Regions from separate parts of the Homo sapiens genome. Here region 2 is linked to region 1. A link is an interaction called in ENCODE POLR2A ChIA-PET data of the cell type or tissue named here. Cell type or tissue: CD4-positive, alpha-beta T cell. All regions are shown on one strand.

What was found. ChIA-PET counts read pairs that join two places held together with the same protein. Peaks named below come from ENCODE experiments on the same cell type or tissue, not always from the same donor. Only the 100,000 strongest peaks of a DNase experiment are listed, where the experiment ranks them.
Region 2: POLR2A ChIA-PET joins it to region 1 with 5 read pairs; 13 of 35 experiments call an interaction of 5 or more read pairs at or near these places.

Annotation. Positions count from the first base shown.
Region 1 is chr9:112,325,887-112,330,886 of GRCh38, forward strand. The region is part of intron 1 of PTBP3 (polypyrimidine tract binding protein 3); the gene reads right to left. Among named protein-coding and RNA genes, the nearest start is that of PTBP3, 5.2 kb to the right of the region's middle. In CD4-positive, alpha-beta T cell, no CTCF peak of the experiment used is centred here; a DNase peak (open chromatin) is centred at 2,025.
Region 2 is chr9:112,090,714-112,095,713 of GRCh38, forward strand. All of the region lies in intron 10 of SUSD1 (sushi domain containing 1), which reads right to left. Among named protein-coding and RNA genes, the nearest start is that of LINC02977, 53 kb to the left of the region's middle. RefSeq lists enhancers at 1,010-1,656, 4,801-4,970. In CD4-positive, alpha-beta T cell, no CTCF peak of the experiment used is centred here; no DNase peak of the experiment used is centred here.

The sequences.
Region 1 (5,000 bases):
GCGCACCTGTAGTACCAGCTACTCAGGAGGCCGAGGCAGGAGGATCACCTGAGCCCAGGAAGTTGAGACTGAGGTAAGCCTTGATCACACCACTGCACTCCAGCCTGAGCTACACAGTGAGACCCTGTCTCAAACAAACAAAACAGGTAAAACTAATCTCTGGTGATAGAAATCAGAAGAGCTGCCTAAACTGGGTCTGGAAAGAGGCAACAGGGAACTTTCTAGACTGCGTGTTCTATTATCTTGAATGAGGTATACAGGAAACACTAGTGGATACAAGTGTCAAATTTTACTGAATTGTACCCTTAAGACATGTGCATTTCATTCTATGTAAATTACAGCTCAGTTTAAAAGGAAAAGGATTGCAGCAAATGCCTTCTACATTTCCTATAGCTCAAGCACAGCAGCAGGCAAACGTTTTCTGTAAAGGGCCAGAGAGTAAGTATTTTAGGCTTTGCAGTCTCCACTACAACTACGACTGCCTTTGTAGTGTGAAAGGAGCTACGGACAATATGAATGAGCACAGCTGTGTTTCAGTAAAACTACAAAAACAGGTGGCAAGCCAAATGTGGCCCATAGCCATAGTTTGCCAACCCTTGGTCAAGCAAACAGAAAACTAATCCTCAAAATTAATTTAAATATGCTATATTGTTCTCTTCTATATACTGACAGGCATGATAATCACTAGAAGTCCTTCCCATATATGTGAGTTTTTCATACTCATCTACTCACTTAAAATAGGAAAACCCAGAAAAAGTCTAAAACATATTTGATATGTAAGACTGTCATTTTCTTAAAATCATACTCTAATCGCTACTACAGTATTTTGAAAAAATAACCAGGATTATGAGGAATATTCAAGTTTAAAATAAGCCAGCCAGTTAATAATTAAAGTATAAGCTGTACACACACAAAATGCTATGTTATCCACAGTCTGACACTTTGATTTATCTGGTATAATAAAGTTCTTAAAACATGTACAGTTATCACTCATTATCATCTAGTTGGTTCTTCATTTAAAAGAATTCAAAATTAAAGACAGCAATTATGCTTGGGTGTGGTGGCTCACACCTGTAATCCTAGCACTTTAGGAGGCTGAGGCAGGAGAATCACTTGAGGCCAGGGGTTCAACACCAGCCTGGACAACATGGTGAGGCCTTCGTCTCTACAAAAAAACTTAAACATTAGCTGGGTGTGGTCCTAGCTACTCAGGAGGCTGAGGTAGGAGGATCACTTGGGCCTTAGAGGTGGAGAATGCAGTGAGCCATGATTGTGCCACTGTACTCCAGCCCGGGCAATGACAGAGGTAGAGCCTGCCTTCAAAGAAAAAAAAAAAAATAGCAAATACGTCTCAGTTTCCCAATAAGCATTTCAAAATATAAAAATTACATGAAGAAGGCCGGGCACAGTGGCTCACGCCTGTAATCCCAGCACTTTGGGAGGCCGGGCAGATCACGAGGTTAGGAGTTCGAGACCAGCCTGGCCAATATGGTGAAACCGTTTCTACTAAAAATACAAAAAAAAATTAGCCGAGCATGGTGGCGTGTGCCTGTAGCCCAGCTACTCAGGACGCTGAGGCAGGAGAATCACTTGAACCCAGGAGGTGGAGATTGCAGTGAGCCGAGATTGCGCCACTGCACTCCAGCCTGGGGCAACAGAGGGAGACCACCGTCTCAAAAAAAGTACATGAAGAAATAGAACAAATTTTTCATGAAAGTAGTATTAGAAACTAATTTTCTTAATTTTGGCAAGGCTCAAAAAATTGTAACACCACAAATAACATCCAAGGTATACACTTAGGTATAACATGAGACAGCCCTAAGCTGCCTGAAAAATGTTACCTGTCTTCAAGAAAATTCCAATTTAAAAAATGAAATGATTTCTTTCTCACCATAGTATATGACTAATAGAGGAAAAAAAAAAAAACACTAGCAAAATGAGAAAGCTTAAGTTCCTGTATAAGTATTCTACCTAACTAGCCATGTGACAATTTGGCATTCATTCACTCATCAAGTATTTCTGAGAGCTTATTATGTGACAGACACTGGAAACACAGTAGTGAAGAAAATAGCAAAAATCCCTGCCCTCATGACACATTTTGGTGAATCACTTAATCTCTAAAAACAACTCAGTTTTCTTTCTCTAAAACGATGGATTTTATATTATACTACAGAGTATTTTCAATTCTTTTTTTAAAAGTCCATATTACTCTTCTGAATCCAGGGAAGCAACTTATGGAAGATAACCTGAAATCCACTCTTGCCACTGGCTGAAACCATTTGTTGTGTCATCATATTCAGATGGCATACAAGGGAAATTAAGTAACTGCTAGATTATCTTTCACACGATCTAGATGAATTATGAGCCTTACTGGCCTCTTAGTATTTACTTGGTAATTAAGATTCCTTGGATGGAATCCAAAAAGAACAATCTTAGAGAAATTTCTCCAGATAATGCATAATTTTACATTCCCAGATCTAAGCCTATAAAAATATAGATTGCTACTGAACCAACTAATAAGCTTATCTTCTCTTCAGAGTAGGATCTGACCTTTGTTTACAAAGTGCTTGCTAAAAGCAGGTAGTCAGAAAGCCAAATTTTGTATTCAAATATGGTTCCTGCATCTAACATTTAAATCTTCTTTCACTTATGAAGACATATCTTTAGGGCAGGCACAGTGGCTCATGCCTGCAATCCCAGCACTTTGAGAGGCCAAGAGTTTGAGACCAGCCTGGGCAACACAGCAAAATCCCAGCTGGGCATGGTGGTGCACGCTTGTAGATTTACTAGCTACTTTGGAGGCTGAGGTGAAAGGATGGCTTGAGCTCAGGAGTTAGAGGCTGCAACGAACTATGATCATGCCACCACTGCACTCCAGCCTAGGTGACAGAGTTAAAAACAAACAAAAAACCATGAATGAACACCACTGTCAGGTCCAACAAATGCAAATAAAGTAGGAGCACTGAAATTTGCTAACAAGAAGAGATGATGAACACAGATGGACCCAAAGTGGTGGAACAAATTTACATAAGTCAATCTATAATGTGTAAGACACATATAAACAAAGATGAATTATTTCTTTCTACAATAATTTGAACTGTAAGTGGCTTCTAGAACTAGATTCTCAACTCAGCTATATCAAATATTAAATTACTAAGGGAACCTTTAGAACACCCAGATATTTTAAGTCTCATACAGATGAGCACTGTTTACTTAATTTATATTTAAAAATCCAATAAATGGGCCGGGTGTGGTGGCTCACACCTGTAATCCTAGCACTTTGGGAGGCCAAGGAGGGCGGATCACCTGAGGTCAGGAGTTGGAGACCAGCCTGGGCAACGTGTCGAAACCCCGTCTCTATTAAAAATACAAAAAAATTAGCCAGGCATGGTGGCATGTGCCTGTAATCCCAGCTACTCAGGAGGCTGAGGCAGAAGAATCACTTGAACCCCTTTGAAGGTGGAGGTTGTAGTAAGCCAAGATTGTACCACTGTTCCCCAGCCTGGGCAACAGGGAGGCTCCGCCTCAAAAAAAAAAAATCCAATAAATGAAAAGACTTTGGTAAAACTGAAATGATTTATAACCTAGAAGAATCATTATTATAAAATACTAATTATCCAGCTCTCTGGATGTTTGCCTTTTAGACAGAACTCTCATTGCTGACAGCTAGGTATAACGAAAAAAAAGTCAGGCTTTGGTACCTGGAAGACAAGAGTTTGAACACTAGTGCACCACATCTTGGACACAAACTTTCTAAAGCTATTTTTTCACCTCTAAAATGGGAATACTGATTACCTACCTTGAAGGATTGCTATGATTGGTAAAAATACATGTAAAGCACCTGACACATAGTAGGCACTGAAGAAAGAAGTGTCAGCTGCTTATTCTCATAAGCACATCCATGAAAGAGGATATAAGAAAGGACATGGTAAGAAGATAAATCAGAGCCTAGGCTACACTTTTTTTTTTTTTTTTCTGAGACAGTTTCTCACTCCCATTGTCCAGGCTGGAGTGCAGTGACACGGTCACACTCACTGCAGCCTTGACTTCCCGGGCTCAGGTGATTCTCCCACCTCAGCCTCCCAAGTAGCTGGAACTACAGGCACGCACCACCATGCCCGGCTAATTTTTTTATTTTTATTTTTAATAGAGATAGGGTTTCACTATGTTGCCCAGGCTGGTCTCAAACTCCTGGGCTCAAGCAACCCGCCCACCTCTCAGCCTCCCAAACTGCTGGGATTACAGGTGTGAGCCACCGCACCCGGCCTAAGCCTAGGCTACATTTAACTGCTAAAACAAAGCAAACAAAAAGCATCCTGATAATTTAAGTGAAACTTTGGGCTAAATTTTTTGTTCACATTTTATACACATAATACTATAGTTCCTCCTTATAAATACGTAAAATCCAAAGTTACCTCAGGTCTACTTATTTTGGAGCTAAGTAAAAATTAAAGACTTTTACACAATAAAGCAGATAATTTTATGAACAGGTGAGACTGAAAATATGCCAAAAGATATAAAAATGCATATGAAAGGATAGTAAAAGATTCCTACCTTTAAACCGACTGTTATAAGATCTGTAACAACACTGTATGGAAAAAGTAAAAAGAGAAAATGGAAAACAAAGTTAGAGAACAAGTTTTTAAAAGACAGAGATAGTAAGAATAAAGGGGAAAAAGCATTATAATAACAAATAATAAAAATAAGAATGTGATGAGTTGTGAAATATTAATACAAAGAAAAATGATGAGACAGTCTAGCAACAGCAGAGTGCAAAAGCAAATCCTTACTACCAATGCAAGAAACAAATCCTGTTATCTTTTAGTATTTAGGAAAGTATAGTCAAACTTCAATAAAAATGAGTGTTTATCCATTTACCTCTATTTAACAAAGCCAAACCAAAACTTAAAATCACCAAAGTTTGTTCTTTTAAGTCACTGGCATGAATAATCGTGTCTGAGGTTTTAAATGAAACAAAACCAGTGCTTGGATTTTACAGA
Region 2 (5,000 bases), 240 kb before region 1:
AAAATTTGAAATTATATCAAATTTAAAAATTATAAGTAAATAAAAGTTGTTAAAATATCTTGTAGTTAGCTTTCCTTTGCATGGCACTAAGGAATATTTTAGACTAAAAAGTATGTGACCCTTTCTCTGATTCTAGCCTAGGAGAGAACAGTTTTGGAGTCTGTGTCTATACGCATGATTAGAAAATGAAGGTACTAAAAAGAATGAGATGAATCTATTGCCTTCAGAGCCACTTAGAACCCATTTAGCTGAAGGCTCCAATTCTAAGCAACTTATTCATCTTTATGAGTAAAGGTAATGGATATGGTCCCACTGAGCTGGATCTACAAGGTCACTAACTTATCTGTTAAAAGAACAAACATCTACTCTCTCCATACTTGGCACATTCAGATGATTGTATATTCCATGTAAAATATATGCCAATTTCTGGCTTGACCAACTACAAGTATGGGTTTCTCAGGCTAATGGTTTGTAAGAAAAGAAGGTAGACTTCAGGCATAACTCTTCAACCACAGAATACTGTTATAATATTTATCACTCTGTGGAAAAATATCAGAAACAACATTAAATGATTTATGGTCTTAATTATCTTTTGTTTGGACTTTAATTCTGTGAACAGGAATCCATTATGGGGGAAGTTTTATAAAGTCCACATAGATCTCAAATTATGCATGCTGTTCAAAACCTGCAGCAGAAAGCCACCTTAAGAGTAATGGTTTTCTACCAGGGCTTTACTCCCTGGGAAGAGTGCTCTGTTCCTTCTCCTTGTAGGATTTTTTAAAACTTACCAACATTATTTTGGGAATATCTAAATGCATGCAATCTTCTGCTAAAAAGAACTGAATAAAAACATTCTTTTGTACATAAATAATAGCGGTATTTAAATCTCTAATTAGAAGTAGCCTATATAGACAGTTGGCTTTGCAAGCTAAATATTGTCATAAAGAATGGCTATAAATCAACTATCCTGAAAGCAAAGTTACTATTGTATAACTGCTCTATAAATAGTGGTATCATCTTAGTTATCCTTGATTTACATTTGGGGAGCAGTTTATCTTAAAGAGGGCAACAAGATATAATATGGTTCAAAGCTGGGAGCTTTACTGTTATTTTATTGAAATTTTTCTTTAGACAAATTTGGTATCTGGTCAGAACAACTGTGAAATTTTTCAGGCTAAACACCTGTGACTATATTACAAGGAGAGGAATTTTGAGAGTTCAATCACCCATTCATTGGCAGAGCAGATTCAAACAATTCCCTTGGCTCAGCTCCCCAGGCTCAACCTTCCAGCAGAGGAGGCCAGCGTTCAATTCAAGCACAAGTCCTTGTTATTCAATTGGTGGCACAGAACAATTGCTCCCTGGGTACTTATAAGAGAAAACAGTTGCTAGCTCAGTGACACCAAACATTCATCAAATCTCAGTTGAGGGAAACAATATTTAGAAAACAATGCTTGAAAGAAATGGACTCCAGTCATACCTCCAAATAATCTAAATAACCTAATCCTACCCCTGAATCAAGCCAGATCAGCAAACAGCAGGCATTTCTAATGCATCTTTTCTGCCACTCTACACTGAATTGTGCTTTTCTGTGTTCAGGGGCAATACAAAAAAATAGCCTTATAAAATCCTCATAAAATGCTGCTCAGACACTGTCCTATTTATGAGACCCCCTGGAATCAGAAATTTCTAACTGATTCTTAATGTTGAAAAAGAATTGTGCTTCTGAAAAACACTGCTTCGTTGTAACATTATGGACAATGCAATGGTTCCCTTTCTGGCTGGATGGGAAAACTCAAACCTAAATTTTAGAGGCACTAATGAACAAGTAAATAGGTTATAAGGGCATGAATTATTCTTAACCTTATTCCTATATTTTTTATGTCTCTGTTTTTGTTTTCTTTCTTCTTTAGCCTAGACGTCTAACCTATTATCGTTTATTTTATATACCCATGCAGGTCACTTAAAGTCTTTCCTAGAAATAAGACAGAATATAAATACTCTTTTGTTTTAAAAAATTCTACATTTAATAACAATGTAATGAATCACAATGGAAAAGATCAATAGATTTGACTGTATAGCAATCTAAAACTTTTATATGTCAAAAACATCGTAAACAAAATTGAAAGAAACCATAAAACAGAAGAAAGGCAACATAAATAATAATCAAAGAAGTCATGCTCTCAGTATATGAATAAACTATCTATGTCCATGAGAACACAAAATTTGATCAATAAATAAAATAGTGATGGTAAATTAACCAAGAAATTTGGACAAATTTTTCCTTCAAAACAAATGAATTTGAAGGAACCTAAAAGTAATTTAAATTGCTTTCCTAACATAGACTCCTAGAACTATAATGGACCTTTCCTGTTCAAGATAATTACAGAGATCAGTGACCTTGCTTGAGTGTATTAAAGGTTGCTATTTACCTGTCTTTCCAATTCCATAAGGGAAAAGGCAATTTTGGCTTCTCCCTATTCCCTATATGTTAATCCTCAAGGAAGGAACAGTAAATATGTAATCTAATTGGTAGGAGACTGCCATTCCTTGAGTCACATTTCCAAGTAATAAGTTCATATATTACAGGTTGCCACCCAAACAAAAGGCAGACTTGCTCTCTGGGACCCGCCTGTGCACAGGTACAAGGAGCACTCTGGGTATCTCCGGTCTCCAAGAGGTAAGCACCCAGTGTCTGTCACCGCCCTTTCCTCTGCTTTTCGGCCTGAGACTGGGTGGGTAAGCCAGGCAAGGGTCCCTTACAGACCCAACTGCCCATATTTCCAGGGGGAATTCCAGCAAGTAGGAAGTTCCACTTGGCCACAATAGCTAAACCTCATCCTTCAATATAGCTTTTACCTGAAATTCAGTTTTGGAGAGAGTTCCTGGAAACTTGCCCAGATCAATAAAGTTGATCCTCTATTTGTCATTTATCTATCTGTTTGTCCTGTTAATCTCAGATGGAAAGGAGAGGTAAGATTCAGTATCTCCCTGCAAAAGACAGATATACTGACTGGGGCCTTGAGTATAAAGATAAGAGCTGCCACAGCGGAGCAAGGCACCATGATGGAAGATGAGAGCTCCTGGTCTCTGCAGCTGGAATTCAGGAACAGATGAGGTAGGTAGATATCTGATTACCAGGAAAACTTTGCAAATCAGACAAAGCTCTAAGACATAGGCTTTTTAGGCAGGAGCAGATGGAATTATTTTAGCTACCACTTTTTTTTTATTTCAGTCTTTCTTTTCTTATTATGTCTCCGCCTGCAAGAGCTTTGACATTGCCCGGAAGTAGCTAAGGTTTATGTGGTTAGAGCAATGCGACTCAAAATGTGGACTGACAATATCAATAAGGCCTGAAAGCTTGCTAGAAATGAAAATTTGCTCCCCTCCCCAAAGGCCTACTGAATCAGAACCTCTGGGATGGGGCCCAGGAACCAGTGTTTTCATAAGCTCTCCAGGTAATCATTACACTTGCTAAAGTTTAAGATGCACAAAGGGAGCAATGGTGGGAGGTTTTAAAGAGCATTTTGGGGAGCTAGATATTAGTAGACAACATTAGATTAGCTTGCCAAAATTCCATTTCTCTTTATATTGTTTGGAATTTCATCCAGGGCTAAGGAGAGAACTGTAGAAAGACTGGATCCACGGTTTCTCCACAGGCTGAGTTCACCCCCACACCAAGGGCTTTTAAATGGCCCTGGATGATCTGTTTCACAGAAACTCAGACCGGGGATTCTAGATAAGAAACTCTTTGGGGGCTAAAGTAGAAAAAAAGTCCAGTGGAATTATTACAAACTCAAATGCTAAAAAGAAATAGCAAAAAGTGTACACCTAGAACTCTGTTCCTAGAAATGAGATTTTCCCCATCTCTGAAAATAGAATGAAGTCAGTTTACAAAACAGGTTTTGGTCTTGCAGACAGGATAAGATTAGGGAGAAACGATAAGATTAGGAGGAATGAAACAAAGTGAAGGAAATAACACTAAGAAGAAAATTTGAAATCATATTGGCCCAGTTAGAAAAATATGACAAGGAAAAGTTTTAAATAGGGGAGCGAGAATAGGCATTAATGAGAACTCTTCGTTTCTTCCTTAATAACTGGAACTGTGATACTCTATAGTTAAAGAAATGTGAACATGTTTAAAAAGAGAATCATCAGTGAATGATCAGTGTAGAATTCTTCAAGCATCACTAAGTGAGTTTCAAGGTGGCATTGTTTTTGTAAGATGGGGCAACAGGTATTGCACCGGCTATAAGGACATCTGCCTGGGAAATAGAGCTGTATTAAACAAGGTCCAGGGAGAATGAAAATTGATAAAGCCCAGGCCTGGGTTTAGGCCGAACTGAATAGAAAGAAATGCCTCCTAGTGAAAATGAAAGTGGGAAGAAGGTATTTTAACACTGGATGTTTATGGCAGGTCGAGAGCTCTGTGACATCATTCTTTCTCTACAGAGACCTCGGAGGCAGATTCCAAAGTAATATGTGAGGAGAACAAAAATCTAAGTCTGAAAACAAAAAGCAAATATAGAGAAGGAAAAGTACTAAGACCTAGCAAAAGGTATGAGTCCTACCTGGCAATAAAGACGGAACAGAAACAACTTAAATGGAAGGGTAAAGGCTTAGAGCTGAGCAGGACCTGCTAAGTAAGAACGTTCTCAGAGGGACCTTGAACATTGCAGGCTTATCTCTCTGATACAGAAAAGGAAGCGGGAGCAAGAAGTGTTTCAGTTTCCATCAAAGAAGCACCGACCATTTAAGTCTTGGAAATTCAATTCCAAGAAGGTAGGGCTTGGGCGAAATGCCACTAGCCCAGGGGGTTTCCTGGACCTCATCAGACCAGTGAAAGTTCAGGTTCTGGAAACCCAACAGCAGCTCACAGATCAGCTGAGGGTAATTCCCCATGGGAGACAAAAGGGAAAATCTCCTAACCAGGAAGTAGGACTCACAGGCAGACATTCAATAATAGGAGCCTGTGGAGTCCAGAACTAAAACAATTTGGG